Regions from separate parts of the Homo sapiens genome. Here region 2 is linked to region 1. Evidence: read pairs that join two places in POLR2A ChIA-PET (ENCODE). Cell type or tissue: MCF 10A. All regions are shown on one strand. Each heading gives the region's core, and the rest is flanking DNA. Links, peaks and the distances in the headings are about the cores only.

Region 1 (15,460 bases), core at 3,767-8,766:
AGATAGGGTTTCATCATGTTGGCCAGGCTGATCTCGATCTCCTGACCTCGTGATCCACCTGCCTCAGCCTCCCAAAGTGCTGGAATTACTGGCGTGAGCCACTGCGCCCAGCCCCCCACATTTTTTTTTTTTTTTTTGAGACAAGGTCTCACTGTGTCACCTAGCCAGGAGTGCAGTGGCACAGTCACTGCTCACTGCAGCCTCAACCTCCTGGGCTCAAGCGACCCTCCCGCCTCAGCCTCCCGAGTAGCTGGCCAGTAACTGCGCCTGGCCAAAACTTTTTTAGAGAGGCCGTCTCGCTCTGTCACCCAGTGGGCTGGGGTGCAGTAGTATGATTGTAGCTCACTGTAACCTTGAACTCTTGGGCTCAAGCAATCCTCCCACCTCAGTCTCCCAAATAGCTAGGACTATATGCACGCGCCACCATGGCCAGCTTCTAAAGTATTTACTTAAAAGGGAAGTCCAAGAACATAAACTTCCCAAAATTAATGTATAATAGTAGAATTTCAGAGGTCATAGTGTGGGATGACGGCTCTTTCCTAAAAACAAAACAAAACACAATCTTGTCTCATTCCATCTAGTTTGTACCTATTTATCTGGTCTCTGGTTCCTGGGGTCAGCCATGCTTCCTCCCTTGAAATTTGTATCATATCTGGTACAAAATGACTAACCTTTAACTGTGCATCTTTTGGGGGAAAAAATCATTCTGCCCTGTTTTCCCTCAAGCAGAAAAAGAACAAATCACCTGCTGCCTCGGCAGGACAGGATTTCTGCCAATCCCACCTGTAAGCAGCGTTCATGGCTTCCAGACAAAGTGGGGGCCCGGGGCCTGCAGAACAGTCGGCCACATTCACCAGCCTGTCTCTCCTCTGGACCTCTTGGCACAAGCTTTTACTCTCCAGACTGTGTGTGTTTGGTTGAATTGAAATAAACACAGCAGGATTTTGTTTTAGTTTGTTGTTTGTTTTGCAGAACGAGGTCTTAGAGGAAGGACTTCCCAGCCAAACTTGACCCCACACAGGCCAGAGAGAAGCGGTAGGGAGGGCGGCGAGAAGGAACTATGAAGTAAAATGGGGACTGGTGTGGGGACTGACTTCCTCCCCCAAAAACCTGGAACATTCTTCTCAAAGCCCCATGCCGCCAAACTTCCCAGCCATTCCCTTGAAATGTTCTCAGAGCAGGGCTCCACATGGCTCACATGTACACCCGTGCGTGTGTGTACCACACACACACACACACACACACACACACACACAGAGTTCTGTCTGGTAACAGATTGGGTCTGAAAAATCTGGCAGTCTGCGTGGCCGATGGCAGAGTGTCGAGCCTGTTCTCACTGTCTCCCTGGAGTCCCTGTGCAGACGCAGGTGCACGTCAGCGCCTGCTCTAATTTTATCCCTGGTTGATGGAGGAGACTAACTGAGCAGCAGGGAGGCTGCTATTTTGGGTCTCTCCATGGCTCTGGGTTATATAAAGCCTATTGCTGTGACCTGCATTGCTTTGAGGCTGTGCCTCACTGTCTTGCGTCCTCTGTCACAATATGTCATCAGTTCAGACATTCACACACACACACCCCCGGGTCTCTGGAAAATGAGAAAGGAGGTGTGTGCTGGAGGAGTGTGTGTGTGTGTGTGTGTGTGTGTGTGTGTGTGTGTGTGTGTTCCTGCCAGCTCCCTGAGGAATGAGGCCTACGTATGCTACTGGGAGGGATATTGTACGTGAAGGAGGTCTGTTCTTGAAGGAAATGGAAAGATCTTTCTGATGGAGGCACGTGAGGGTATGTGCTTTGGGCTTTAGCACAGAATGTGTTTGTAAGCTGAGGTTGTGGGTCTGCTGTTGGCATGGCAATAAGAATAACTTCTATTTCAGTAACTCTTTTCATTTGATGGAACCCAGGGGTTGCATAAATTACAAACGGCTCTGCCTTTGAACGACAGGAATTTTTCATCTGGAATTAGGAGTAGCAGCTACATGAACAAATGTGAGAGTGAGAATTTAGAGATGGGCTGATGACAGAAGATGGCATTTCCTACATCACTGAGGAAAATTTTCACCTGGAAATGTTGCCTTTCTGATTAAAAAAACAAAACAAAACAAAACTTGTTTCCTGCTATTGTGATTATCGTGTATTGTGTTAAGATATGTGTTTTCTGACCAGGCATGGTTACCCACACCTGTAATCCCAGCATGTTGGGAACCTGAGGTAGGAGAATTGCATGAGCCCAGGAGTTTGACACCAGCCTGGGCAACATAGTGAGACCCCTGTCTCTTAAAAAAAAAAAGATATGTGTTTTCTATAGTTAATCATATATGATATCTAAATTATCTTTGTATCTCCCCATATTGAGTGTGAGTATTTAAGGTATAAATTTTGATAGGTGAACATACAACAGAATCCTAATATAACACAGCTCATTATTGTATGAATTTGAAAGTACTAGGTTTCTCAAAATATAAATTATTCACAGGGAACAAGCCTAACATATCTCAGTGAGCTTATCAGACAGATATTCATCCTGTCCCCCCAATACCAGCAGGGAAGACATGTTCCGTACTTGTTGAGCTACGTGTCTCCCAGGTATAATCTCCCAGGGTATATTCTGGCTAACATGATGGAGCCCATAAGGCATCACCATGGGAATGAGGACTTGGCATGGACACCTCTTGGCTCGTGGAGACTGCCAGAATGTGAGGCCTGCGGCTGGGGCTCATCTTGCTGATTTGGGCTTCCCGTCACTGGCAGCTCCCACAGCAGGTGGCGTTCCCATAACTAGCAACTTCACTGAGCCACTATTTCTTAGCTGTTCTTTGAAAGACGTTGAAGACCCCTCTCTTCCACTGGCCAAAGCACTTCTAAGGGATTTTGGAGAGAAAAACTTGGGAGCTTTCCATGAAGAAAACAGAAGAATCTGGCAGCCGTTTCCATAGGGCTGAACAGGCACCTTAGAGAATTCCAGTGAAGAGGGCAGCTAAGGGAAGAAGGAAACAGAAACGGACTAGAATCAAAGTCAGGGCTCCTAGGGGCTGGATGGGGAAATGAAGCTAGGAATGGGGAAGGTATAGATGAATCACTGCGTCGCTTATTAATAATTAATTTAGGCAGAATCTTGCTACTCATGTCCTCCCCCCACCATGGCTGGGGGCAGGAGCTCACCATTCTGGCTCTTTAGTGGTCTGCTTGTTGCCTTCCAATGCCACTCCATCATGCTGTCTGTGTCCTTTCTAAAACACAAATCCTGTGATCCCACTGGGTAAGCCTGTTCCATGGCCCTTCATTTCTCTCTCTGGAGAAAACCTAAATGTTTTACCAGGTAGACAAGGCCCTCTGCAACCTGGGACCTGCTTATTTCTCTGGCTCAGCTCAAACTGCAATCCTCTCAACCCTTCACACCAGCCCTCTCCTCCTTCCACTCCTTGGCACATTTTTTTTTTTTTTTGGATACAATGTCTCACTCTGTCACCCAGGCTGGGATGCAGTGCGTGATCTCGACTCACTGTAGCCTCGACTTCCGGGGTTCAAGGGATCCTCCCATCCTCCCACTTTAGCTTCCCCAGTAGCTGGGACCACAGGCATGTGCCACCACGCCTGGCTAATTTTTCCACTTTTTTTTTTTTGTAGAGATGGGGTTTTGCCATATTGCCCAGGCAGGTCTTTAACTCCTGGGCTCAAGTGATCCATGCGTCTCACCCTCCCAAATTGCTGGGATTATGGGCATGAGCTACGGTATCCTGTCCTTGGCACCTTAAAGCTAAATGTGCTGAACTCTCCCATCCTCTGTGTGTTAGCATGCACCATTCCATCTGCCTAGAATGCCCTTCCTGTCACTTTTTTTCCCCTGAAAAATTCCAAAGCTTCTTTCAGGCCTCAACTCAAGCAGGATGTGTTAACTCCTCCACACCTGGATCAGGTCCCTTTCTACTCCATCTTTGCTCACCCTTGCTGCAGTGCTTGAATGCTCTGCAATCTTTCCTGGGGTTCTACAAGACAAGACTGCATTTCATTTTTTTTTTTTGTATTTTTAGTAGAGATGGGGTTTTGTCATGTTGGCCAGGCTGGTCTCAAACTCCTGACCTCAAGTGATCCCTTGCCTCAGCCTCCCAAAGTGCTGGGATTACAGGCATGAGCCACCCGCCCAGCCAAGACTGCATTTCCTTACTGGGCCTACTGCTCAGCCTGCCCAATAAGTTTTTGCCGAATGAATGAATAGGGGAAGAAGCCACATTTTTGAACTAAAGCTTTCTCAAATGTTGTGAGGGATAGGGTTTGTGGGAAATGACAGTGACATTGAAGAGGAAAGGCCAGGTCCTGGGAAGTCTGACCATGAGTAAAACCAGTGGGCCTGCAGTTGTCTGTCTCCAAAGCCTCAAACAGAAGGGCAGAGAATAGACCTGGCCTGTCCTGCCCACAGTTGTATCATGCAGGTAGCACTGTTGAGGATGGAACCATTAGTATGGTACCCATCTCACCATGGTGATCAGCCACCATGGATCAGCATCTTTCCAGCGGTTTTCCCACCATCTATGGCGGGGCCTGCCTTTTCCGCACTCCCATGCCACCACGCATCTGTGGGATAAGAGTAGAGAATTTTTATATGGACCTCCGTGTCCTTCCTGGAAGACAACATGCCTCCATCTATGTCTCCCGCTTGGTCAAGAAACTGCCAAGAAACTGCCAAGCCAGCTGTGATTCTACGAAGACCATCAGAACCTTGCAGCTCCATCCCACGGGCGGGTTGCCCTCTCTGCCCAGGCCACACCCTGGGTGAGGCTGGCCTTAGGGATCTGGGCACAGGAGAGGATTCAACAGGCTGAATGCCTAATACTTGACTGAATTAAACCGAGCCACCTTGGGTCAGGGAATTCAGCTCAGCAATTCTGGTGGTAGCTGACATCAGTATCTTTGAGGAAGTGGAGATAGGATTAAAAGAGACCTCATGCTATAAATCAGGTTCAAATGCATGGAGAGAGACTAATTAAATCCCTGATACTGCCTATATACACAAAGCAATTTTTTACAAGACAGTTAATCACCACTTAATTCATCTGTTTTAATATTTACATCTTCATTTATTAGGCTTTATTAAAGTAGGACCTAGCTTTCCTTTTTTTTTGAGACGGAGTCTCGCTCTGTCGCCCAGGCTGGAGTTCAGTGGCACCATCGGCTCACTGCAAGCTCCGCCTCCCAGGTTCACGCCATTCTCCTACCTCAGCCTCCCGAGTAGCTGGAACTACAGGCGCCTGCCACCACACCCAGCTAATTTTTTTGTATTTTTAGTAGAGACGGGGTTTCACTGTGTTAGCCAGGATGGTCTCAATCTCCTGGCCTCGTGATCCACCTGCCTTGGCCTCCCAAAGTGCTGGGATTACAGGCGTGAACCACCGCGCGTCGTCGGACCTAGCTTTTCTATACTCTGAAGGCATCACTGCCCAAAATATTTTCATTTAATACTGTGTCAAAAACTGCCTACTTATCTTCCAAAGACAGATCTGTGTGTGTGTGTGTGTGTGTGTGTGTGTACATGGACTGTTGTCCTAAGTCCTTTGTCTCCTCTTCTCAGAGTCTGCCCCATGATAACAGAATAATAATGATGTTATTCCAGAATAAACTTGCAATGTGGGGGCTCCGAGTGGTGGCTCATACCTGTAATCCCAGCACTTTGGGAGGCCGAAGTGGGTGGATCACACTTGAGGCTGGGAGTTCCAGACCAGCCTGGCAAACATGGTGAAACCCTGTCTCTACTAATGGTACAAAAACAAAAATTAGCCAGGCATTGTGGTGCATGCTTGTAATCCTTAAGAGGCTGAGGCATGGGAATTGCTTGAACCTGGGAGGCAGAGGTTGCAGTGAGCTGAGATTGAGCCACTGCACTCCAACCTGGGTGGCAGAGCAAGACTCTATCTCAATCAATCAATAAACAAACTTGCAGTGGGAAAGGTGGGTACATAACGGGCATTTTTTTGGGAAACTTTCAGAATTTTATTTTATTTATTTTATTTTTTTTGAGTCTCGCTCTATCGCCCAGGCTGGAGTGCAGTGGTGCGATCTTGGCACACTGCAACCTCTGCCTCCCGGCTTCAAGCGATTCTCCTGCCTCAGCCTCTCGAGTAGCTGGGACTACAGGCGCCTGCCACCACGCTTGGCTAACTTTTGTATTTTTAGTAGAGACGGGGTTTCACCATGTTGGCCAGGCTGGTCTCGAACTCCTGGCCTGAAATGATCCGCCCGCCTTGGCATCCCAAAGTGCTGGGATTACAGGCGTGAGCCACTGTGCCTGGCCAGCTTTCAGAATTTTAGACAGTGCCTTCTTAGGCTCATGAATCCTGACAGATAGCCCGCTGTGACAGAGAGGGAGATGGAGAAAGCCTGTGTGAACAGGAGCCTGCGGGACTAGAGAGGAAAGGAAGATGGCTGTTGGCACACTTGCAATTTTAGAACAGCTGCAGTGGTTACAGTAGCTCCCCCTGAATGCGATGACGCTGGGCCACTTAGGGGAAAGGGAGAGAAGATTCTGCAGCCAATGACACGGAGGAGGGAGCACTCGCTATACTCAGTGGGTGGGTATTAAAGGGATTATGTGTATTAGGCAGTATTACCAGAAAGGCATGTGCTTTAACTGCCAAGAAACTAATAATGAATTGGAATGCCTTCCAGGGATGAGAACAAGTTAAAACAATATATTCTGTGCTCAACATGTACAATATTTCAAAATCAGTAGCACATTTGGCTTTACGGGACATGATGAGGGAGAAATTACAGAAGATCTCATATCATCATTTAATTTGGTCTCTTTTTAAAAGTCACATAACAGGACTCTCCATAGTAAAGGTACTAGCTAATATTTATTGAATGTTGACTGTATGCTTATTACTCATTTAAAGGTTCTATATCCAGGCTGGGTGTGGTGGCTCATGCCTGTAATCCCAGCACTTTGGGAAGCTGAGACGGGTGGATCACTTCAGGTCAGGAGTTCGAGACCAACCTGGCTAATACGGCGAAACTCCGTCTCTACTTAAAATACAAAAAGTAGCCAGGCATGTTGGCATGTGCCTGTAGTCCCAGCTATTTGGGAGGCTGAGGTATGAGAATCACTTGAACCCAGGAGGCAGAGGTTGCAGTAAGCTGAGATCACACCACTGCACTCCAGCCTGGGCAACAGGGCGAGACTCGGTCTCAAAAAAAAAAAAAAACGTTCTATATCCATCAACTCAGATAACCCCCACAACTTTATGAGGTAGGTACTCTTACTAGCCCCATTTCACAGATGGGAAAATAAAGCCACAGAGAGATTAAGTAACATGCCAAGACCACACAGCTAGTACATGTCACAGCTAGGATGATTTGAACCTAGGTTGGCTGACTCTAGATCCCAAACTTATTATTTATTTATTTATTGAGACAGAATTTCACTCGTTGCCCAAGCTGGAGTGCAATGGTGCGATCTCAGCTCACCACAACCTCTGCCTCCCGGGTTCAAGCGATTCTCCTTCCTCAGCCTCCCGAGTAGCTGGGATTACAGGCACCCGCCATCACACCCAGCTAATTTTTGTATTTTTAGTAGAGACGGGGCTTCACCATCTTGGCCAGGCTGGTCTTGAACTCATGACCTTGTGATCCACCCACCTCGGCCTCCCAAAGTGCTGGGATTACCTAGATCCCAAACTTATAACCACCATTCTATACCACCTTTATGATGGACCAGATGCCTTTTTTTTTTTTTTAAGACAGAGTCTTGCTCTGTTGCCCAGGCTGGAGTGCAGTGGCGTGATCTCTGCTCACTGCAACCTCCGCCTCCTGAGTTCAAGTAATTCTCCCTCCTCAGCCTCCCGAGTAGCTGGGACCACAGGCACGTGCCACCATGCCTGGCTAATTTTTGTATTTTTAGTAGAGATGGGGTTTTACCATGTTGGCCAGGCTGGTCTCAAACTCCTGGCCTCAAGCGATCCACCCACCTCGGCCTCCCAAAGTGCTAGGATTATAAGCGTGAGCCACCATGCTTGGCCCAGATGCCCTTTTAAAACTGTCTACTGATGGTATGCAAGATATTTGTTTTACTTCAATGCGTAAGAATGAGAAACTGTGGAAATCCTGTTTGAACATCAGCATGACGTCATTAATAATAAATGCTCATGAATCCAGGTCAGTTGTGTTCACCTTTAGGGCTTAGGAACCTCTCCACAGAGGACCCAGCATGAGTCTCATTTCTTGATGCCCTGCACCAAAGTGATTTTCAACAAGTAGTCTCTTTATCTATTCACTCAATAAATGTTTCTTGAGCACTCTCTCTGTGCCAACCATGCCAAACACACTGTACTAGGCTCTGGAAATATACTTGGGTCTAAGGCATAGTCTCTGCCCTCAAAGGGCATGTAACACATGGACATCTCTCAACCAATGACCAATAGGTTAAAAGCTCAATATCCTAAGGCTGATGCCCACCTCTTTTCCATTTGTCACCTGCTTCAGACATGAGGGTTATTACTATTTGCTGGAGGCCTAGGGAAGCTCAACTCCGAAATGAATGGGCTGCCATCCTGAAAGTCATCTGTATCCAGGAAAGTTTTCCTAGCCAAGAGCTCCACGTTCTTAACGGGAAAGTGACATTGAGTGGTGTCAAAGATGATAGTCAGTTAAAATAGATGATTATGAACAGAATGTGTAACATGAACTCACTGTGGTTTAAATATGTGTATGTGTATATTTATGACTAAACATCTAATTGTAGGCAGTGTAGTGGTTCTAGAGTCAGATTATTTGGATTTTATTAGCTTTGCAACTTTAACATTTCTATCCCACACATTCAGTGTGAAAACACATGTAAAGTACTTACAGTGATGCCTGGAACACAGTAAGCCCTTTATAAACATTAGTGATTATTCTCATCAATATTATTACTCCCCAAAGCTACCTCTAAAAAGTGGCTCCAGGGATGAAGGTGGAGAAGACTTTACCTTTTTATTAGTGTTACTTACTTCTTGATTATTGGAATTTTAAAAACATGTATTACTTTTATAATTAAAAAACAACAAACCTTGAGTAGGAGTATCCAGTGCAGAAAAATAAAAACAAACTAAACTGGCCGGGCATGGTAGCATGAGTTTGTAATCCCAGCTACTCGGGAGGCTGAGGCAGGAGAATCACTTGAACCTGGGAGGCAGGGGTTGCAGTGAGCCGAGATCGTGCCATTGCACTCCAGTCTGGGCAACAAGAGTGAGACTCCGTCTCAAAAAAACAAAAACTAAACTAACCCTTTATTTTGGCTATCTGGAGGCTCCTATTGAAACATAATGAATCACCTGAAAGGTACATAAAAAGAGTACCCCTCGGCCAGATGCAGTGGCTCACGCCTGTAATCCCAGCACTTTGGGAGGCCGAGGCAGCGGATCACTTGAGTTCAGGAGTTTGAGACCAGCCTGGCCAACACGGTGAAACACCATCTTTACTAAAAATACAACAAATTAGCTGGGCATGATGGCAGGCGCCTGTAATCCCAGCTACTCGGGAGGCTAAGGCAGGAGAATCGCTTGAACTCGGGAGGTGGAGGTTGCAGTGAGCCGAGATTGCACCACTGCACTCCAGCCTGGGCGACATAGCAAGACTCCATCTCAAAAAAAAAAAAGTGTACCCCTTTTCACCCTCTCTCACCTGGTGCCTGTTTTTTAGGGAAAATTGACTTCAGGTAGGAAACCTAAAAACATTCTGGTCTAGTTTCTCTAGGGAGCTGCTTGTAGAATTAAAAAGTACAAGGTAGGCTGCATCAGGCAAGGCTTCATCTAGGGCTCCAGGACCCCATCTCTGTTTATCTTTAAGTAGGGCTATCCTTCACTGCCAGTGCAATTCTCAGGCTCTTCATGCAAGGTGGCGGACAGCAACTCTAGGTCTGTATGTGCTCAGGTTCAAGTCTAGTGGAAAACAGCACATGCTTGTCTCTGGGCAATCCCGGCAAAGGTCTCATTGTGTTTCACGGGGGTAATGTGCCCACCTCTGAACCAATCACTACAGCAGAGGAATTGAGCAGTGCTCTGATTGGCCAGGCCATCTATGGAGGGAGAGGTAGAGTCAACTGCGCTTAATGCACAGAGATTAGGATTGGGGAAGGGTAATTTCCTAGAGGAAAATGGGAATCCAGTTGCCAGAAGAAGCCTGAATGAGTGCTGGGTGGCAAAGCAAGAGTTCCAAACACATCAACGAAGGAAAATGTGCAGTTTCGGGGGTGACCTGATGGTGCTATTATCTCCTCAATTGATTTGCTTTTCCAAAGCTTCCTTGTAGATACGTCTCACATACAGACCTAACCTGGGGTGGAGCAAAGAAATGGCAAACTTTCCTTATGCCTAGGCTAGGCATCTGTCCATCTCTGGGGTCATCAGGACTAGTGACTTGGAATCAGGAGACTCAGGCAGGGAAGAGAAGGTGAAAGCAAAAGATTGAATATACAGAAGGCCAGGCTTAAGGTGTCAGGAAACTATACCTGTCTCCTGGGAGTGGCAGATTTGTGAATGCCTCTCAGATACACAAGACTTAAGCCTGGAATCTCAATGCCCTGGGGGCAGGCAGGTGAAGCAAATGAGTGCAGAGGGCTGCTGCACCAAACCCAAGACACGTGCCCACCTAACAGTGGCGTCTATAACCCACTATCACTATTTTTCCCCAGGAGAGTCTGTAAATCCAGAATGGATGTATGTGCATGTGCACATGTGTGCAATCTCCCTGTTTTTATTCTTATTTTATTTTGGGGGGACAGGGTCTTGCTCTGTTGCCCAGGCTGGAGTGCAATAGTGCAATCACAGCTCACTGCAGCCTCGACCCCCTGGGCTCAAGCAAGCCTCCCACTTCAGCCTCTCAAGCAGCTGGGACCACAGGCATGTGCCACCACATCTGGCTAATTTTTTCGTTTTTATTTTTGTAGAGACGGGGTTCTCCCTATGTTGCCCAGGCTGGTCTCGAACTCCTGGGCTGGTCTTGATCCTCCTGCCTCAGCCTCCCAAAGTGTTGACATTATCGGTGTGACTTAACATGCCTGGCTTCTCTGTTTTTAAATGTTGACAACTGAAGCAAATGTTAAAATACACTATGTTGTCAGGCTCGGTGGCTCGTGCCTGTAGTCCCAGCAACTCAGGAAGCTGAGGTGGGAGGATCACTTGAGTCTGGGAGCTCGAGGCTGCAGTGAGCCACGGTCCCACCACTGCACGGACCTCCCCAACCCCCAAGTTTGTGACATCTGATAGAGCCATATAGCCACAGAGCAAATGGAAGACCCTTCTCGATTAGTACAATATTAAATCTGTGTGCTAATCTATGCCCAAATCAACAATTACCCAATGACAGCCCACTGCCCAAAGTTCAGCCCTTTCATCTACCTTATCTAACTAAAAGCTGAAAAATACCACGTGGGCCATGAAAGGTGAGGGAACATCACTGTGAGAACTGTACTTCCATTTCCTGGCGGGGGTGTGGTTAAATTCACAACTTTGGTGTGATACTAACCGTCGGAGGGTTTTACATTCGATTTCCTGTTTCCTTTTCTTAATAAAGAAAGGAAAAGTGGGCCCCCGCAGCAACGGTAAGCTGAGTTCCATAGGAAGACACCACGGGGGTTCCAACTTGGCCACAAGCAAAAACAAAACGTAACCCTGAAACCTGGTAAATAGCAATATGCAGAAAACTGTGGGCCATGTGGTTGCTTAGGGGTGTTTTGATCATCTTGTGCAGCAATTTTCCACCTTAAAGTCATCAGACTAGTGGCTATGTCCTTTATTTTCGAGTTGCTGGAACCATTTCCCACGAAAGATTTAGAATATAATAACGGTGATAATAACTATGGTAGTTCTCATGTGCCAGGGACAGTGAGAGGTGCCTCACATGCCTCTAATTCTGGGGTAAACGCTCCAAGAATGATTCCCATTTTACAGATGAGGAAACTGAGGTTTGGAGGAGTTAAGATAATTTGTCCAAGTTACTTTAACTGACGGAGATGGGGTTTCATTCTTTCTTTCATTCATTAAATATTTATAGGTCGCCTATTTATTAGGCTAGACACTACAGAAAGATTGAGGGTTGAAGGCAGCTGAGCTCAGAATGAATCCCACTTGCTGAAAATAACCTCTGTGGAGAAGCCACATTTGGAATATTTATTTTGAGTTTTCTTCCTTTCTTTTTAGAGACAGGGTCTTGCTCTGTTGCATAGCAGTGATAAAATCATAGCTCACTGCAGCCCCAAACTCCTGGCCTCAAGTGATCCTCCTGCCTGTGCCTCCGCCTCCCGAAGTGCTGGGATTACAGGCATGAGCCACGGCATTCGGTTTTCTTTTATTTCTTCAGACTTTAACATTTTTATTGCATTTTATCTTTTCCCCTGGTGCTCCTCAGCAGGATCTAGACTCTTACTGAGCACAGTTCTATGCTGAGTGCTGGAAGGAATACAAAGCTGTATGAAGGCCGGGCACGGTGGCTCACACCTGTAATCCAGCCCTTTGGGAGGCCGAGGCAGGCGGATCACCTGAGGTCAGGAGTTCGAGACCAGCCTGGCCAACATGGTGAAACCATGTCTCTACTAAAAATACAAAAAAAACAAACAAACAAAAATTAGCTGGACGTGGTGGTGGGTGCCTGTAATCCCAGCTACTTGGGAGGTTGAGGCAGGAGAATCGCTTGGACCCAGGAGGTGGAGGTTGCAGTAAGCTGAGATTGTACCACTCACTCCAGCCTGGGCGACAAGAGTGAGACTCCGTCTCAAAAAAAAAAACAAAAAACAAAAAACAAAAAGCCGCATGAAAAGCTGATCCTGACTTCTGGGAGCTTGTAATTCAGTTTGGGAGACAAAGCCTATGCAATAAAACATTTAAATAATAACACAAAATAATGCATAATTAAGTGCCAAAGTAAATGGTCCAGGTGAAAAAGTTCAGAGGGATGAGAGGCTACTTTAGGCTGACACGGGTGGGGCACTGGAACAGAGGAGGCAGGTCTTTGAGGGACAGGCAGAGTAAAGAGGACATGCTCAGCTGGTATGCAGGAGAAAAGGGACAAAGCACGGCATAAACGAAAGTGTAGAAAGAGGAGGAATATGCTGATGCAGTATGATCTGGTGCATAAACTCTCAGTTTCAGCAGTTACATGGTCCTGGGTGTGAATCCAGCCTCAGCACCTTTCTACCTGAGTGGCCCTACATCAATTATTTTACTTGTATTAAGCCTCAGTTTCCTGATCTGCAAAGTGGGCATAAAGAATGAAACCATGCAAAACAAAGCAGCATCTGGCACAGGGCCAGGCCTCAGTGGCAGCTACTGCTATTATTATGATCTCTTTGCAGGGGGAACCCTTGCAGCTGTTCCACCTGAATAGTGGAGAGAGGTGTGTGGCCACGCTGAAACCTGAAACCATAACGTAAGAGCCCAAGGGAGACTGGAAACTCTACAGCCATGAACTAAAAGCAGCGTGTGTCAGCCGCAGAATCGGATAACACAACCAAACCACAAATGTGCCTGCCGCTCAGGCTTTAAAGTTCTACAGCAGAGCAGGACCCACTGTGACTTACTTTGTGTGATGGAGTCAAACCACATTTTTTTTCTTCTTTTTCTCATCAGACTTCACAGGAAATATACGTCTTTGTTCAGATTTGAGATAAGGTACCCCTTCACCTTGACTCTCCTTTGCGGCATGAACTCACCCATTAAGTTGCTCACTTTCTATCCTAGGCCCATATCATCAGCCACTTATATTTAGTAGGCATGTGGGTTTGTATTGCTCTTATGTTAGAGGTGGAATCAAAGCTTTATCTATTAAGACATGGTTTGTAGTCAGACTGAGATGACAATCTAAAAAAAGGAGGTGAGAGTCTCCCGGAGGATACAACCAAGTGGGGTGGATTCTGTTGAAGGTTGTTTATTTTGCCATCAGTAATCCCCTACAATGCTGTTGCTCAATAATTATTTTAGGTCTCATGACTTTCAACCTAACCTCTGTGCCCACAGAGAGAATCTATACTGAGGTGTTGACATGATTTCTTTGCAGCTGTTACAAATTAATAGCCTTGGCTCCCTTCGCATGTTGAACCATTAAAATTGTGAAGACAATTGGCATTAAGGTATTTCTCAAAGACCCCTCACCCAGTCTAATGGGACCTCTGTCCCGTTCCAGGAGTGCCTATTCCTAGATTTCTTTTTTATTTATTTTATTTATTTTTTGGTTTTTCCTTTTAAGCCCAAATCTCCCCATATAGGACTAACCTACGGGCCGACACGGTGGCTCACACCTGTAATCCTAGCACTTTGGGAGGCCGAGGCAGGCAAATCACCTGAGGCCAGGAGCTCGAGGCCAGCCTGGCCAACATGGCGAAACCCCATCTCTACTAAAAATACAAAAATTAGCCAGGCATGGTGGTGCACACCTGTAATCCCAGCTACTTGGAAGGCTTAGACAGGAGAATGGTTGAACCCAGGAGGTGGAGGTTGCAGTGAGCCGAGATCATGCCACTGTACTCCAGCCTGGATGACAGAGCAAGACTCCATCTCAAAAGAAAAAAAAAAGGACTAACCTAAGAATTGATGGTAGGAGGGCATGGAAGGAGGAGTACAAACAATAGCCCAGTAGGTTGTAGCTTATAGCCAGCGTTCAATAAACTTATCTCAGTATACTGAGAAGGAAGGAAGCAAATATATAATAAACCACCACCACGTTAATGCCTACTGTTTGTCAAGCATTTGCCATCCACACACCTTATCTTGTTGTCCTCCAACAACAGTATAAGGAAGGTAGTATTGGTGTGCCCATTTTGCAGAGAAGGAAACTGAGGCACAGAAAGATTAACTCGTAAGATAAATAGTTTGCAATGAGTAGCAGAGCAGGGATTTGAACCCAGGGAGTCGAGCTCCAGGGCTGGTGTTGTCAAATGCTACTAAGATATGTGTATTTTATCAGGAGGAAGCAGAGGGAGAAGAGGCACTGTAAAGAAATAGAAGGGTGTCTTGGGAGCTTAAGCTTTGGCCTATAGCACGATGCTGTCCCAGTCACAAACAGAGCCCCAGCCCAGATGGACAAGGCCACATCCTGACAAATACCCAGAAGTAAGACAGTCACAGTTTTGTACCCACTCTCTGTCCCCATCCTTTGCTGTTCTTGTGGGGCCAGCCAGGTTCCAGCTGAGTTGTAAACTTGTAGTATGGCTCTAGCTAGCCTAAGGGATTAGTGGAGCCATCTCTGGCTCATTGAGCTCCAGAGTGGCCAGTGAGAGCCTGGAAGTTGGATCAGATGACACTTCTGGAGGCATGGGCTATGGTCCCAAGGGTCCCCAGTAACTGGACAAGGGCCTTGGATCCCCAGCCTAATATGGAAGCGTCTCAAGACCCTTCTCTGGTCTTGTGTCTTCACTGACCCTGAGGAAAGGGCCTCCATTTTGCTTTAGATAGTTTAGCACAGTCTGGGAAGTCAGCCATTTCTGAGTTTGAATCTCATTTATTGCCT
Region 2 (15,460 bases), core at 5,967-10,966, 56 kb after region 1:
TGTCTGGAGGCAAATGGTTGGGATAGAACCTGGAGCCTTAAGAGAAAATATTGATAATGCCCAGTATTTCACATGTGCTTGCTCTGTGCCAGGTTGTGCTATGCACTTTATAGGCCATGCTAAATCAATGACTTTGGTTTGCTAATCATTGTACCTCTAGCAACTGGCACGTAATGGGCATACAATAATTATTTTGTTTAATAAATGCTCTCATTTAGTCCTCACAACAATCCTATGAGGCAGATATGATTAGTGTCATTTTACAGATAAGGAAAACAATTTAGGAAAGGTTAAATAAGCTGACCAAGGTCACACAACTGGTAAGTAGCAGATCTAAGATTTGAATCCAGCTCTTTGTGACTCTAAAACCCAAAGTGCTTAACTGCATTGCTAGAATGTGAACATCTGCTCTTAAAGATGTGCTTATGTGACCTGGGGTGAGATTTCAACCCCTCTGAGACTATTTCCTATGCCAGATTAGGGGTGGGATTCAAAAATCTCTAAGCTCCCTTTCCATCTTCAAAACTCTGATGACATCAGGAGACTGCTACGAAAATGCCCTAAAGTGCCCGCACCACATCATTCTTAGATGCTTGATGTTCTAGTAGCAACACTGGGGCATGCTCTGCAGTTGACACTCCTTGTAATCCTCTCACGGAACCTTTTTAAGATGGGAGGCCTGAGCAGTGTGTACAGAGCCACAGAAGTGTACCAAGCATGGGGAGGTGGGAGCAGTCTGTTCTAGGGATAGGCAATGAGAATGTATTTGGTTCTATTTCTGTATAACAATTTACCACAAACTTAGCAGCTTAAAGCAACACACATTTATTATCTCACAGTTTCTGAACATCAGGAGTCCAGGTATAGCCAGTTGCTTATCTAGCAAACTCCATCCATCTTCTGAACAGAACAGTGTTGTGTTCAAGGTCTCGCGAGGCTGCAATCAAGGTGTCAGCTGAGCTGTGTTTTCAGCTGGATGTTTGAGTGGGGAAGAGTCCACCTCCAAGCTCACTCAGGTTGTTCACAGACTGTATTTCCTTGTGGCTGTATAACTAAGAACTCTGGCATTTTGCTGGCTGTTGGCTGAGGCTACCCTTCGGTTCTAGAGGCTGCCTTGTAAACTTCTTCAACACAGCTGCTCACTTCATCAAGCCTGCGACAAGAACCTCTCCAGTGCATGCCAGCAAGATGGGGCCATACACAGACATAAAATTACGGGAGTGACATCCCATCACCTTTGCATTTTCTATTGCTAAGAGGCAAGTCTCAGGTTCCACCTGCACTCAGATGGAGGGAATTACACAAAGGCATGGACATCAGGAAGCAGGAATCACTGTGGGTCACTCTAGGATTTGTTATCCACAAGGGATCACATTATCTGCTTAGAATTTCAAACGAATAATAAAACCAAAAAAAGTTGGTCTGCCTTTTAAAAATTTTCCCTTATTTAAAACTTTATTCTTAATAAAGAAAAATGAGAAAACCCCAAAACTTTCTTCTTTAATTGGCAACCTTCAAAAAAGATATTCACAACAGGACTCAGAGCAAGGGCAGAGATCCCCAAAGAGATGGTTTTTCCTTAATTCATCAGGCTGGAGCAGAGTTTAAACCAAGCTGGAACCACTCCGGCTCTGGCCACAACCTAATCTCTACATCCTGGCCTCCATCACATTGGCCGGAAGCTGGTTCGCTTCATCCAAGGGTCTAGTTTGAGGGCATTCATGGCTTCTGCAAGTTTGAGCATCCCTTGCTCCTGGTGCTGGCAGTGCCACTCAGCCATGGACTGGAGCATCCACTTGGTTTGGAGCTTGTACCAATAGGAGCTGTAAACCACGACCTCGGTGAGGTCTGAAGACTCCAGAGCCTTCAGCTGGAGCATGGCCTTGCTCATCTGCTCGATGTAAGGGATTATCCATACGGGCCTGCTGGGGGAAGGGGATGAGAGCTCCCAGGTAGGGCACCCAGGCCAGCACTGGGCACACTCACCAAAGGTGGCTTCCAGCAGCCGCGTCGGGACCTAGAACACCTCTGGGCCTTTCAGGTCTTTGGGCAGTCTGCCTTTTAAATAAACACTATGAGCTGGCAATTCTAATGTTGTCAGTGACAAAGTACTTCTTCCTGAAAAAATCTTTGGTTGTTTTAAGTCCTAAACAGTTGCTGGGATTACTATTGAGTTTGAATAATGTAATATGTACGCTTCATTTTAAAAAATTACTTAAAAAACAGAGATAACACAATGACTGTGAAGACTGAATTTGAGTTGCTTCTGTTCCATGTAACCATTTGGAGTTTTCGTGTTTAAAATTTAAAATTGCGAAGCAGTGTGATACAGTGTTTTGCCATGTTTTTATTTGACAAATGCACATTTTAGTTAATAACTAAATATTTTTACTAGATTTGAATATTATCTTTAAAATAGATAATTCCTTTTGCTTATTTATTTTTGAGAGAGGGTCTCCCTGTCACTCAGGCTGGAGTGCAGTGACTGCAATCAAGGCTCACTGCAGCCTTGACTGCCCTGGCCCAAGATCTTCCCACCTCAGCCTCCCAAGTAGCTGGGATCACAGGTGTGCACCACCATGCCCAGCTATTTTTTTTTATTTTTGTAGAGTCGGGGTCTCCTTATGTTGCCCAGGCTGGTCTAGAACTCCTAGGTTCAAGTGATCCTCCTGCCTTGGCCTCCCAAAGTGCTGGGATTACAGGCGTGGGCCACAGCGCCCGGCCCCCTTTTATTTTAAATCTAAAGAAGACTCGAGAAAAAAAACATTACGTCAGTAGTAGATTTAGGAGATGCACTACTAATACTACGTAAGTTTCTCTTGTGCTGCCTGGGAATAAAAATAAACACTTAACACTAACTTGGGGCTCACAACATGCTTGACACTGTTCCAAACACACACACACACACACACACACACACACACACACACACTCATTTTAAAAGTCCTCATCTACTCTTAAAGGTAGGTCCTGCTATTATCCTTATTTTTGTAGATAATAATATAGTCTGGGGCGCAGAGGTCTGCTCAAGATCATCCAACTGGAGTGGCAGCGCTGGAATTAGAGTCCAGGCAGTGTGGCTTCAATGCCTGAACTCTTAGCCATTAGAAAGGAAAAACAAAGCAAAATCAGTATCCGCAACAACCTTGCAGGCACGGAGGCCCTCAGAAGGGACAGGAGAGGCCGGGCGCGGTAATCCCAGCACTTTGGGAGGCCGAGGCGGGCGGATCACCTGAGGTCAGGAGTTGGAGACCAACCTGGCCAACGTGGTGAAATCCTGTCTCTACTAAAAATGTAAAAAATTAGCCGGGTACGGTGGCGCGCGCCTGTAGTTCCAGCTACTTGGGAGCCTGGGGCGGGAGAATCGCTTGAACCGGGAGGCAGAGGTTGCAGTGAGCAGAGATCGCGCCAGTGCACTCCAGCCTGGGCGATAGAGCGTGACTCCATCTCAAAAAAAAAAAAAAAAAAAAAAAAAAAAACAAAGGAAAAGAAAAAGAAGGGACAGGAGGGCCTCCTTCCGCTCCTGACCAGCCCCTGCTGGCCCGTGGGCAGAGGGAGAGCCGGCTTCCAGGGACCTCAGGGAGGGACGTTTGGGAGTGCTCTCTCAGCGTCCCCTCCACCGCCCTCTCTACACCCTTGCCGCGCCCCTGTCCTCGTCGGCCAGGCCAAGGTTTCTCCTGGCCCTTCCCAGCTTCCGGCCCTTTGCTCCAGGGCAGGTCGCAGGGCCAGACGGTGCCAGGAGCTCGCGAGTCCTCTGTTTACTGTTTGGTTTCCACGGTGACACGTAGGCGCCGTCAGCGACTCCCGTCACCGCCCCGCAGCGCGGCCCCCACCCGGCGCCGTGACGCCGGCCCGCCGCTTCCGCTCTGCCCATATTTGGCTCAGCCACTGCGCCGCCGGCCCGGGGTAGGCTGTGGGCGGGACTCCCGCCGCGCCCCGCCCCCGGTCCCTGCCCCGCCCCTGGAATGCTGGGCGAAGGCTCCGAGCCACGAGACCCCCGCCTCCTGTCCCGGGACCCACCCAGGCGGAGGCAAGGGCAGGGGCGCTGGGGGCCCAGAGAGAGGGCGCCGCGATGGATGAATGAGCTGTTTCCAGCATTCCTGTGCGTCTGCTGGTTGTAGCTGCAGTCAAGATTTGGGGCGGTCTCGTTTGTTGTGGGTGGGTGATCTGGGATCACGATTTTCTCACTCTGTGCCCGGAAATCATGCCATCTCTCGCCCAACGCTGTATTTTATAGGCTTCAACTCAAAATTTTCCTTCATGGCACAGTGGAAAGCTTTGAAGACGGCGGTTCTGGGGTCAGTGTTGCCCCTCGGGGGATAAGTGACCTTGGGAAGGCCATTTTCCTTTTCCTGGCATGATAAAACGAACCGTGGGGGTGGTCCATAATGGTTGCAGCACTGTCATCAGGCTTGTGAGGGGAGCTTTTCCATCACCCTCTAACCACCCCCTCCCCAGGACATAACTGGAATATCAGTGAAGTTCTTTGAGCATCGACCCCCTACAGTTCTGCCCCCTGTGGTGATTGGATTTGTGTGTCTCTGCACCTTGCTCCTATTAGGCGCTTAATGAACTTTAGTTAACTGATTATTGAATGAATAATACGAATCACCTTCATAAATCCGGACCCCTGCAATTCCTCTTCCAGGCCGGGCGAGGGGGAGGGTAGGGGATGGGGGAGAATATTGAGATGATTAATAATCGCGCGGCAGGGTTGCTGATGTAAAGCGATTTGCAGATCTAAAGGGCAATAAGCATTCCTGGGAGAAATCCAGCGAGATTCCAGAAGTCTCTGAGGGAGCCGTGGGTGTGTACCGCCGGGCCCAGAGGGCGGGGGTGGGGCAGGCAGTGCCGCAGTGGCCGCTGCTGGGGAGCCGATTGCAATTGCGAGGAGAAGCGTGGGGTTAATCCTTCAAGACGCCTGTCACCATCCTCCCACCCCCATCCCTGCCCCCTAGATTCCCCAGTTCCTCTGGCTGAAGGAGTGTGTGTTTTCCAGAGTTTCAGAGCTGGAAGTCACATCGGAGACTTTTAATCTAATTTAACCTATTTCGCCAACAGGGAAATTAAAGCTCAGAGAAGTTGGTTCGACCATCCAAACTTGCACAGCTAGTTAGAAACTGATAAAAGTCAGGATATCTAGCTTCAAATAGTGTTCCACATCGCCTAGGTGCTTCTAATTTCCTGTGCTTCAGAACCCTGTTGCCTGGCTCAGCTGGTGGGTTGTACATTTAGGCTAAATATTGACTTCAGGGCTCTTAAAGAACGCCATTGTCACGTCTGCTGCCACACGCAGCCCACACCATGACACCAGGGCCTGGGGGGGATGGCCAAGAATTGTGTACTTCCTAAAGCCTCAAGCATTCCTCCTTAGAGCAGCTGGAATGGTCACCCCTGTCCAGGGAACAGGAGTCGGCTGTTCTGAAACCAGTCTTAGTCTAGCAGTTGGTCACTTTTCATAGTTACCCAAGCCTTGCATTAAACTTTTCTCAGCCAAGATTACAGCAGGAGGCAGGAGTAGCCCTAACCCTTTTCTGCTGTTTGGAAGTCTTTTCATGGCACATGGAGGGTTCCTTGCTGGGGGTGGGGAAGAGTGCCTCTTCAATGCTTCTCTCTTTCTCTTTCCCCTTTCAGTCTCACCCAACTTCCTCTTACACGCTGTTTCTTCCCTAACTTCTAGGCTGAATATGAAGGCAACTCGGACTAAGAAGACGACTGCTTTCCAACTGCCCTCCCGTCCTGCAGCCGCCTGATTTGAGGAAGGGGCTGGGATCCTTCCCCTTGCCCTCTGGTTGTTCTTGGAGTTACAGCAGCCCCGCGGCAGCTCTGCCCCCTAGTGCACATGTGAGGCAGCGCGCCCTTCTCCAATCCAGAAGCCTCGTCGCGGTGCTGCCAGCAAGGGAGTTTTTCTGTATTCACTTTGGTGGAAATAGCAAAACTTGACAGAAAAAAAACCCAAGCCAAACCAAAACACACGAACCATTCTAGCCTTTTCTCTCTTTCGTTTCTTTCTGAGGATCTGGCCGATTTGGATGCAGAAAACATGCCTGTTGCTTCTGCTGCGAAATCTGCTCTTTCTCTTCCTGCTATCGGAACCCTGTCCCTTCTTTCAAAGCCTAATTCAGGCCAGGCGCGGTGGCTCACGCCTGTAATCCCAGCACTTTGGGAGGCCGAGACAGACGGATCACTTGAGGTCAAGAGTTTGAGACCAGCCTGGCCAAAATGGTGAAACCCTGTCTCTACTAAAAATACAAAAATTAGCTGGACATGGTAGCACACGCCTGTAATCCCAGCTACTCGGGAGGCTGAGGCAGGAGAATCACTTGAACCCGAGAGACGGAGGTTACAGTGAGCTGATATCAGGCCACTGCACTCCAGCCTGGGTGACAGAGTGAGACTCCATCTCAAAAAAAAAAAAAAAAAAGCCTATTTCAAATTCCACCCCTTGCCTAAAAACTTTTCCTGACTTCTGACTTTCCTCTCCTATGCGTCTTTTTTATTTTTTATTTTTGAGCTGGAGTCTCACTGTGTCACCCAGGCTGGAGTGCAGTGTCGCAATCTCCGCTCACTGCAACCTCCGCCTCTGGGGTTCAAGCAGTTCTGCCTCAGCCTCCCGAGTAGCTGGGATTACAGCCACCCGCCACCATGCCTGGCTGATTTTTTGTATTTTTAGTAGAGACGGGGTTTCATCATGTTTGTCAGGCTGGTCTCGAACTCCTAACCTCAAGTGATCCACCCGCCTTGGCCTCCCAAAGTGCTGGGATTACAGGCATGAGCCACCGCGCCCAGCCATCCTATATGTCTTTTGAAATATGGCTGTACACAGGCTCAGCACACAGTGTGCACTTATATACTGTATTTCTTTATTGGGGTCCAAGTCTGTGCATCTTTTGTGTTCACAGACCCCAGGGTGCCCAGCACAGGGCTGGGGACACAAACTGCTCTCAATAAGCCCCTGTTTATTAATTAATTGATTAGCTTCCACAGAAACAACTGAGGTTTTGCTTCAATAAACCTTGCAGAACTCTTAGTTCTTTAGGGACTCTGGATAGTGATCTAATCAAATATGGCCTTGCACAGTAAGTCATTTCACAAAGCAATTTCACAAGAGAACACTAACATCACCCAGAGTGGGATGAGGAAGTCTGAAATTTGAAGTGGACTCTCAGAAAGATGAGGAAGGTGGCGGTGCTGTAGACAGGTCAAAGGACAATGACTTAGGAGAGGTGGGTCTCTGCTTCTGGGATAGAAGACGCAGCACGGGCCCTAGAGTTAGCTTCATATCCAGACTCTACCACTTGCTGTATGTCCCTGGGCAAGTTTACTCTTCTCTCTGTGCCTCAGTTTTCTCCTCTGTAAAAAAAGGCCGGGCATGGTGGCTCCTGCCTGTAATCCCAGCACTTTGGGGGGCCAAGGTGGGCGGATCACCAGCGGTCAGGAGCTTGAGACGAGCCTGGACAACATGGTGAAAACCCATCTCTACTATAAATACAAAAATTAGCAAGGTGTGGTGGCACGCGCCTGTAGTCCCAGCTACTCTGGAGACTGAGGCAGGAAAAATCGCTTGAACTCAGGAGGCAGAGGTTGCAGTGAGCCAAGATCGCACCACTGCAGTCCAGCCTGGGTGACTGAGCAAGACTCCGTCTCCAAAAAAAAAAAAAAAAAAAAAAGTACCTATCTCATAGTGATACAATGAGGGTGAATTAGCTGGTATTTGTAAAGTGCTAAAGCAACACCTTGCACCTCGTAAGTACCATGTAACTGTTTGTAAATGAATTTTCCAGCTTAGCTGTCTTGTCATTGGAATGGGGATTGATTATATGTTCTCTTGGTTCCCTCGAGCAGTGACCTTTCAGGGCAGTGCATAAGCTTTGGGGTCAGGCAGGTCTGGGTTGACTCCTATCTTTGTCGGTAGTTGTGTGACTTTGCACAGATAACTTCTCGGAACCTCAGTGTTCTTATCTGTGAAATGGGAATAATTGTGTCTACTTCAAAAGACTGTTGTGGGTATTGCATGTTTGTAATGTGCCTGGCACAGAAGGAGTGTAATAAACAGAAGCTATAGTTATTATTGTGGACAAGAGCAGCCACATGTAAAGGAAAATAGAGTTTCCAAGGTCATTGAAGTTTCCAGAAAGACTGAACATATCAGATAGCAATGAGACCAGCTCAACTTGTGGAGCTTGGTGGGAGGGTGGGCCTGGGTCTGCGCCAGGAGTAAATATCACCCCATTTGAGGAAGCAGAAACGGTGTGACTTGCACATCAGCTCTAAGAACATTTTCTGCTCCAGGGCTGTGCTGAGGGCGTGGACCCACTGGGGCTGGATGCCAGGAGCTGGAGGCCTCTCCGGCTCTCCTTCCCAGGAGGGGAGATTTTAGTAGAGAGGGTGTGGGTGGGCCTTGGAAACCTCTTGTTGTGTGTGCGTGGGGTGCGGGGGAGTGTCAGAATGGCCCAGGGATATCTGGCCTTGGTAGGTGTACTCCCAGGCCTGGGGTGGCCTTCCTCATGGCAGAACCTGCCTTCACGGCTCCTCAAAGCTGCCATCCTTCACTCCAACTGAAGACACCCCTGACTGATTGCCTGCAATTATCCGAGGAGTGGGGGAAGGAGGGTTTTGGTAGTCTTGCAGCCAAATTAATCTTAATTCCCTTCAACTCGTGTGGAAAAGTACCCAACGAAATATGCAAATGCTGCATGTATTCCTTCAGTAAAGGGGAAGGAGGGTTGCAACATCAAACAATGATAGGGTGTCGCAATCCTAAACGTGTGAGGAATTACTCTTAAGGTCCTCGTACTTGACAGCTCCGGGCCCCCATGACACATGAGGAGTTTTGTGCTCCGAAACAGGCCAGGGCCAGGGTGTCTACCACGCTTACCACTAGCTGTGATTTGGGGGCCTCAAACACAGCCTGAGACCTGGCAAAACCATCTTAGGAACTGGGGATCACAGAGGACTCTGCAAACCTCCTTCTAAACTCATATTTCCAGTAATGGCAACAGGGTGGGCCCTTAATAGCTCCTGGAGCAGAAATTGAAGGTTGAGCTATCTTTAAAAAAAACATGGCAGGCGTGGTGGCTCATCCCAGCACTGTGGGAGGCTGAGGTGGGAGGATCACTTGAGGCCAGGAATTCAAGACCAACCTGGTCAACATAGTGAGACACCATCTCTTGAAAAAAAAAAAACAACATAGCTTATGAAGAGTCATGAAGGTGCTAATATTGGCTGTTCCTGGGTAGGAGGGAATGTGTTTTTATTTTCTTCTTTTTGCTTGTCTGTACTTTCTGATTGCCTTTTTTGGCAAGCACATATTGCTTTTGTAATAGGAAAAAAATATTTTCAAAACGTTCTCAGCAAAGTAGTATGTTTGTTTTTAAAATAGATGACAACATAATAAATGGGAAGTTTCCAACACCTCCTCACTTTTTAAAAAAAACTTTTCCCAAAAGAAATACATGCTCCTGGTAGAAACCTTTGAAAATTCAGATCATCAAAAAATAAAGAAAATAAAAATTGACTGTAATCCCATCACAGGAATAACCACTGTCAACATTTTTAATTCTACCTTTCCAATACACACACTAGTTTCATTTTTTATTTATTTTTTGGACAGAATATTGCTCTGTCACCCAGGCTGGAGTAGTGCAGTGGCACGGTCCTAGCTCACTGCAGCCTTCAACTCCTGGGCTCAAGTGACCCTCCTACTTCAGCCTCCTGAGTAGCTGAGACTAGAAGCACATGCCACCACTCTGGGCTAATTTTTTATTTTTTATAGAGATGGTGTGTGTGTGGGGGGTCTCACTATGTTGGCCAGGCTGGTGTCAAACTCCTGGCCGCAAGGATCCTCTCTGCATGTTAGTTTTCTACTTCAATTCACATACTGTAGTTTTTGCAAAAACAGGACCATGCTGTAATACTTGTAATTACAAGTATTGTCATTTTGCTTCTTCTACATGGTAGTTCATGGACATCAAATTTTTTTTACATGATCACTTTAATAGTCATGAGACTGGGCGTGGTGGGTCATGCCTATAATCCCAGCACTTTGGGAGGCCCAGGTGGGTGGATCATGAGGTCAGGAGTTCGCGACCAGCCTGGCCAACCGTGAAACCCTGTCTCTACTAAAAATACAAAAAATTAGCCCGGCGTGGTGGCACGCGCCTGTAAGCCTAGCTACTTGGGAGGCTGAGGCAGGAGAATTGCTTGAACCTGGGAGGCGGAGGTTGCAGTGAGCCAAGATCGTGTCATTGCACTCCAGCCTGGGCGACAGTGCGAGACTCTGTCTCAAAAAAAAAAAAAAAAAAAAAAAGGTTATATAGGTTTCTAGTTCTAAATGACCCACAATTTAACCAACCCTATATTGTTGAACCTTTGGGTTGTTTCCAAATTCTGTGCTATTGTAGAAATGCTGCAGGGACCTCTGTACACATCTAAGTTGACTTTTTCAGAAATGGGCCAAAGGGTGTGCACATTTTTAAGGCTTTCGAAATGTAGTCGTGCAGTTAGTACGCTGTCAAACAGGACAATGTGCAGTCCCTGTTATCACACAGGAGGGTAGTATTGGTTCAACCAGTTTCTAGCTGCGTAATCTTGAGAAAACTACTTACTGTCTCTACACTTCGATTTCCTCAAGTGTAAAACTGGAATGATAGTAGCTATTGGATAAGATTGCTGTGAGGGTTAAATGAAAAAAATGTGGAAAGTGATGCCGGGCCCAGCACATGGTGAGCTCTCAATGAATGCTGGTTGTGTCTGACTTAAAGATTATCTTCTTTTCAGGGGAAGATAGGCTTGGAGACTGACGTTCGATTTCCTGGAAAAGTTGGGAGCAGGTGGAGATGGTAAATGAGGCTGGGTGCAGTGGCTCATGCTGGTAATTCTAGTACTTTGGGAGACCGAGGCTGGTGGATCGCTTGAGTTTAGCAGTTCAAGACCAGCCTAGGCAACATGGTGAAACCCCATCTTTACAGAAAATACAAAAAAAATTAGCTCAGCATGGTGGCATGCACCTGTAGTCCCAGCTACTTGGGAGGATCAACTAAGCCTGGGAGTTTGAGGCTGCAGTGAGCCACAATCATGCCACTGTACTCCAACCTGGGGGCAACAGAGTGAAACCTTGCCTTAAAAAAAAAAAAAAAGGGTGAATGAGGAAGATGCTGGGGAGGGCAAGCGAGAAGAGGATAAGCAATAGAGGAGCTGATGGTGACGAGGTAAAGAAAGGATTAGTAGCGGGGAGAGCAGGGGAGGATAGGAAGAGAATGGGAACTGGAAGGACAGAGGTGAGATGTCCACATGGGCCATTTGGTGCAGGGCCCCCGGGAGGCAGAACCATGCAGTAGTCACTTTGGGAACTGGGGGGCTACCTCAATCAGGTCTGGGTGAGCCTGTGTCCTCTGGTCCCTGGCCCCATCGAGCTGCCCCTTCCTGCCCTCCTCTGTCTCAGCCTCATCTTGCATCACTCCATGCCTGTCTTCTCTCAGTTCCTTGAGTAAGCATGTTCCTCTCTGTTGCGTGACCTTTGTACATTCTGTCCCCTCCCCCGCCACCCCCCGCACAGGAACTCTACTCTTTCCTGGCTAACTCCCACACATCCTTCAGATCTCTAGCTTAAAGCTCACTTCCTGGTCAGGCCTGGTGGCTCATGCCTGTAATCCCAGCACTTTGGAGGCCGAGACAGGAGGGTCATTTGAGCTCAGGAGTTCAAGACCAGCCTGGGCAACACAGTGAGACCTCATCTCTACAAAAGATAAACAAAATTATCCAGGCGTGGTGGTGCATACCTGTGGTCCCAGCTAGCTGGGAGGCTGAGGTGGGAGGATCGCTTGAGGCTTGGAGGTGGAGGCTGCAATGAGTCATGATGGCACCACTTTACTCCAGCCTGGATGACAAAGTGACACCTCAACTCTGAAAACAAAACAAAACAAAAAGATGACTTCTTCTGAGGATTTCTCTGAACATTCCATATAAAGCAGCCCCTCATCCCCACTCCCTTTCCCTTTACTCTGTCATGGCCCTCTCTCTGAACCTGCAGAGCAAGGACAAGGTTTGTAGTTATGTGTGATTATGGGATTACACACACTTGGTGTCCCCACTAGGCTGAAAGCTCCATGAGGGCAGGAACAGGGTCTGATTTTTGCTCACAATTGTATCCCTGATGCCCAGCACACAGTAAGCAATCAATAAGCATTTATTGAAATGGAAAAAGCCTATGCCTTTTTTTTTTTTTTTTGAGACGGAGTCTTGCTTTGTCCCCCAGGCTGGAGTGCAGTGGTGCCATCTCGGCTCACTGCAACCTCCACTTCCCTGGTTCAAGTGATTCTCCTGCCTCAGCCTCCTGAGTAGCTGGTATTACAAGTGCGTGCTACCACATCTGGCTAATTTTTGTATTTTTCGTAGAGATGGGGTTTCACCATGTTGCCCAGGCTGGTCTCGAACTTCTGACCACAAGTGATCTGCCTGTCTCGGCCTCCCAAAGTGCTGAGATTACAGTCGTGAACCACTGCGCCCGGCCAAGCCTATGCATTTATGACCAATGAAATGCTTTTACACCCTCTCCTGTGGCTCCAATTCCATCTTGATTGATGTTGGTTGCTTGGTCGAAGGAACAGGACATTTGGGGGCTTCAAGGGAGGCCTTAGCCAGCTCCTTTCCTACCCTCTTTTCCTTTGAGGAAGAAGCTTCCCTTTCTATGACTAGACACTTTCAACCAGTACTTCTCAAATTTTAATGTGTCTATAAATTACCCCGGGGATCTTCTTTTTTTTATTTTTATTTTTTATTTTGAGACCAAGTCTCACTCTGTCGCCCAGGCTGGAGTGCAGTGGCGTGATCTCGGCTCACTGCCACCTCCGCCTCCCGGGTTCAAGCCATTCTCCTGCCTCAGCCTCCCAAGTATCTGGGAGTACAGGCACTCACCAGCACGTCCGGCTAATTTTTGTGTTTTTAGTAGAGACGAGGTTTCACCATGTTGGCCAGGCTGTGTGTCGAACTCCTGACCAGCAGGAATTCCTGATCCACCCGCCTTGGCCTCCCAAAGTGCTGGGATTACAGACCTGAGCCTCTGTGCCTGTCCTTCGACCGGGGATCTTCTTAACGTGCAAATTCTGAGGCAGATCTGGGGTAGGATCGAGATTCTGCGTCTCTAACAATCTCCCAGGTGAAGTCCATAATGCTAATTCCAGGACCAAGGCTTTCACATTTCGGCATCTGTGATCTACAGGCCACTGGGATTTCCACGCTTTAGGTTGAGTCGCTGCGCCCCCTCTTGACCACTAAAGGATATGACAATCTTCGACCGAGGGGATAAAGACACCGTGCATGAATTGTAAAACACATCACACTCTTGGGGAATAGGATCTTCTCTAAAAGCAAATGGGCATACGGATTCCGATAGCATTAGTACATTTATTCTTCATTTTAATTTAATTTTATTTTTTGTAGAGACAGGGTTTTGCCATGTTGCCCAGACTGGTCTCGAATTCCTGAGCTCAGGCCACCCACTCGCCTCTGCCTCCCAAAGTGCTGGGATTACAGGCATGAGCCACCGCGCCCGGCCTGCAGAGTGTATTCTTAAGAATAAATTGGGGTGGGTGTCGTGGCTTACGCCTATAATCCCAACACTTTGGGAGTCCGAGGCGGGCGGATCACGAGGTCAGGAGTTCAAGACCAGCCTGGCCAACATGGTGAAACCCTGTCTCTACTAAAAATACAAAAATTAACCGGGTGTAGTGGCGGGTGCCTGTAATTCCAGCTACTCGAGAGGCTGAGGCAGGAGAACCACTTGAACTTGGGAGTCGGAGGTTGCAGTGAGCCGAGATGGTGCCATTGCACTCCAGCCTGGGTGACGAAGCAACACTGTCTCAAAAAAGAAGAAGAAAAAAAAAAGAATAAATTTTCTGATCGGGCCTGGTGGCTGCGACTATAAGTGTGTGCCACCATGCCTGCCTAATTTTTGTATTTTTTTGTACAGACATGGTTTCGTACAAAACCTTGTCTCCAGCTCCTGGGCTAAACACTCTGCCTTCCTCGGCTTCCCAAAGTGCTGGGATTACAGGTGTGAGCCACTGTGACCAGGCCTCCTTTTTTTTTTTTCTTCCTATTTTTTATATATGGTGGTAAAATACACACAACATTTGCCATCTTAACCATTTTTAAGTGTCCAGGTCAGTGGTATTAAATACATTCACAATGTCGTGCAGCTGTCACCACCATCCCACCATCTGTCTGTCTCTAGAACTCTGTCTCCTAAAACTGAAACCCTGTACCCATTAAACAGTAATTTCTTATTCTTCCCTCTCCCCAGCCCCTGGCATCCACCATTTTACTTTCTGTTGCTATGATTTTAAGGGACTTTATATAAGTGGAATCATACAGTGGGTATCCTTTTCTGACTGGCTTGTATCACGTAGTATAATGGCCTCAAGCTTCATTCAGGCTGCAGTATGTGTTGGAATGTCTTTCCTTTTTAAGGCTGAATAATATTCCATTATACATATACACCACGTTTTGCTTATCCATTCATCATTGATGGACATTTGGGTTGCTTCTACATTTTAGCTATTATGAATAATGCTGCTATGAACATGGGTGTACAAATATCTCTTTGAGATCAGCTTTCAGTTTTTGGGGGTATATACGCAGGGTAGAATTTTGGGGTCATATGGTAATTTTATTTTTAATTTTAAAAGAAACCCCCACACTGTTTTCCACAGCAGCTGTGCCATTTTACATTCTCACCAACAGTGCATAGAGTTCCAATTTCTCTACATCCTTGACAAAGTTTGTAATTTTTTCTCTCTCTCTGTGTGTGTGTGTGTGTGTGTGTGTGTGTGTGTGTGTATTTTTTTTAGAGAGTCTTGCTCTGTTGCCCAGGCTGGAGTGCAGTGGTATGCTCATGGCTCACTGTAGCCTTGATCTCCTGGGCTCAAGCGATGCTCCCACTTCAGCCTCCCGAGTAGCTGGGACTATAGGCATGGACCACCACACCTGGCTAATTTTAATGTAATGTAATTTAATTTTTTTTTTTGTAGAGATGGGGTCTCACTATGTTGCTTTGGCTGGTCTCAAACTCCTGGGCTCAAGCAATCCTCTTGCCTCAGCCTTGCAAAGTGTTGGGATTACAGGCATGAGCTACTGCACCTAGCCTGTGTGTGTGAGTGTGGTGTTTTCGTTTTTTGTTTTTGAGACGGAGTTTTGCTCTCGTTGCCCAGGCTAGAGTGCAATGGCGTGATCTCAGCTCACTGCAACCTCTGCCTCCTGGGTTCAAGCAATTCTCCTGCCTCAGCCTCCTGAGTAGCTGGGATTGCAGGCATACACCACCACGCCCAGCTAATCTTGTATTTTTAGTAGAGATGGGGTTTCTCCATGTTGGTCAGGCTGGTCTCGAACTCCCAACCTCAGGTGATCCACCCACCTTGGCCTCCCAAAGTGCTGGGATTACAGGCGTGAGCCACTGTGCATG

Evidence for each region. ChIA-PET counts read pairs that join two places held together with the same protein. Peaks named below come from ENCODE experiments on the same cell type or tissue, not always from the same donor. Only the 100,000 strongest peaks of a DNase experiment are listed, where the experiment ranks them.
Region 2: POLR2A ChIA-PET joins it to region 1 with 12 read pairs; 26 of 35 experiments call an interaction of 5 or more read pairs at or near these places.

Annotation. Positions count from the first base shown.
Region 1 is chr14:75,236,221-75,251,680 of GRCh38, forward strand. No RefSeq gene overlaps it. Among named protein-coding and RNA genes, the nearest start is that of FOS, 35 kb to the right of the region's middle. RefSeq lists enhancers at 450-2,130, 13,538-13,707, 13,908-14,027. In MCF 10A, for the core only: no CTCF peak of the experiment used is centred there; a DNase peak (open chromatin) is centred at 6,521.
Region 2 is chr14:75,290,440-75,305,899 of GRCh38, forward strand. It overlaps LINC01220 (long intergenic non-protein coding RNA 1220), which reads left to right and starts at 3,965. Exons shown (of 3, transcript NR_038421.1): 1 at 3,965-4,102; 2 at 4,238-4,298; 3 at 5,681-5,971. It also overlaps the pseudogene DPPA5P4. RefSeq lists enhancers at 3,533-3,672, 13,780-13,949 and a silencer at 3,743-4,202. In MCF 10A, for the core only: no CTCF peak of the experiment used is centred there; DNase peaks (open chromatin) are centred at 8,342 and 8,742.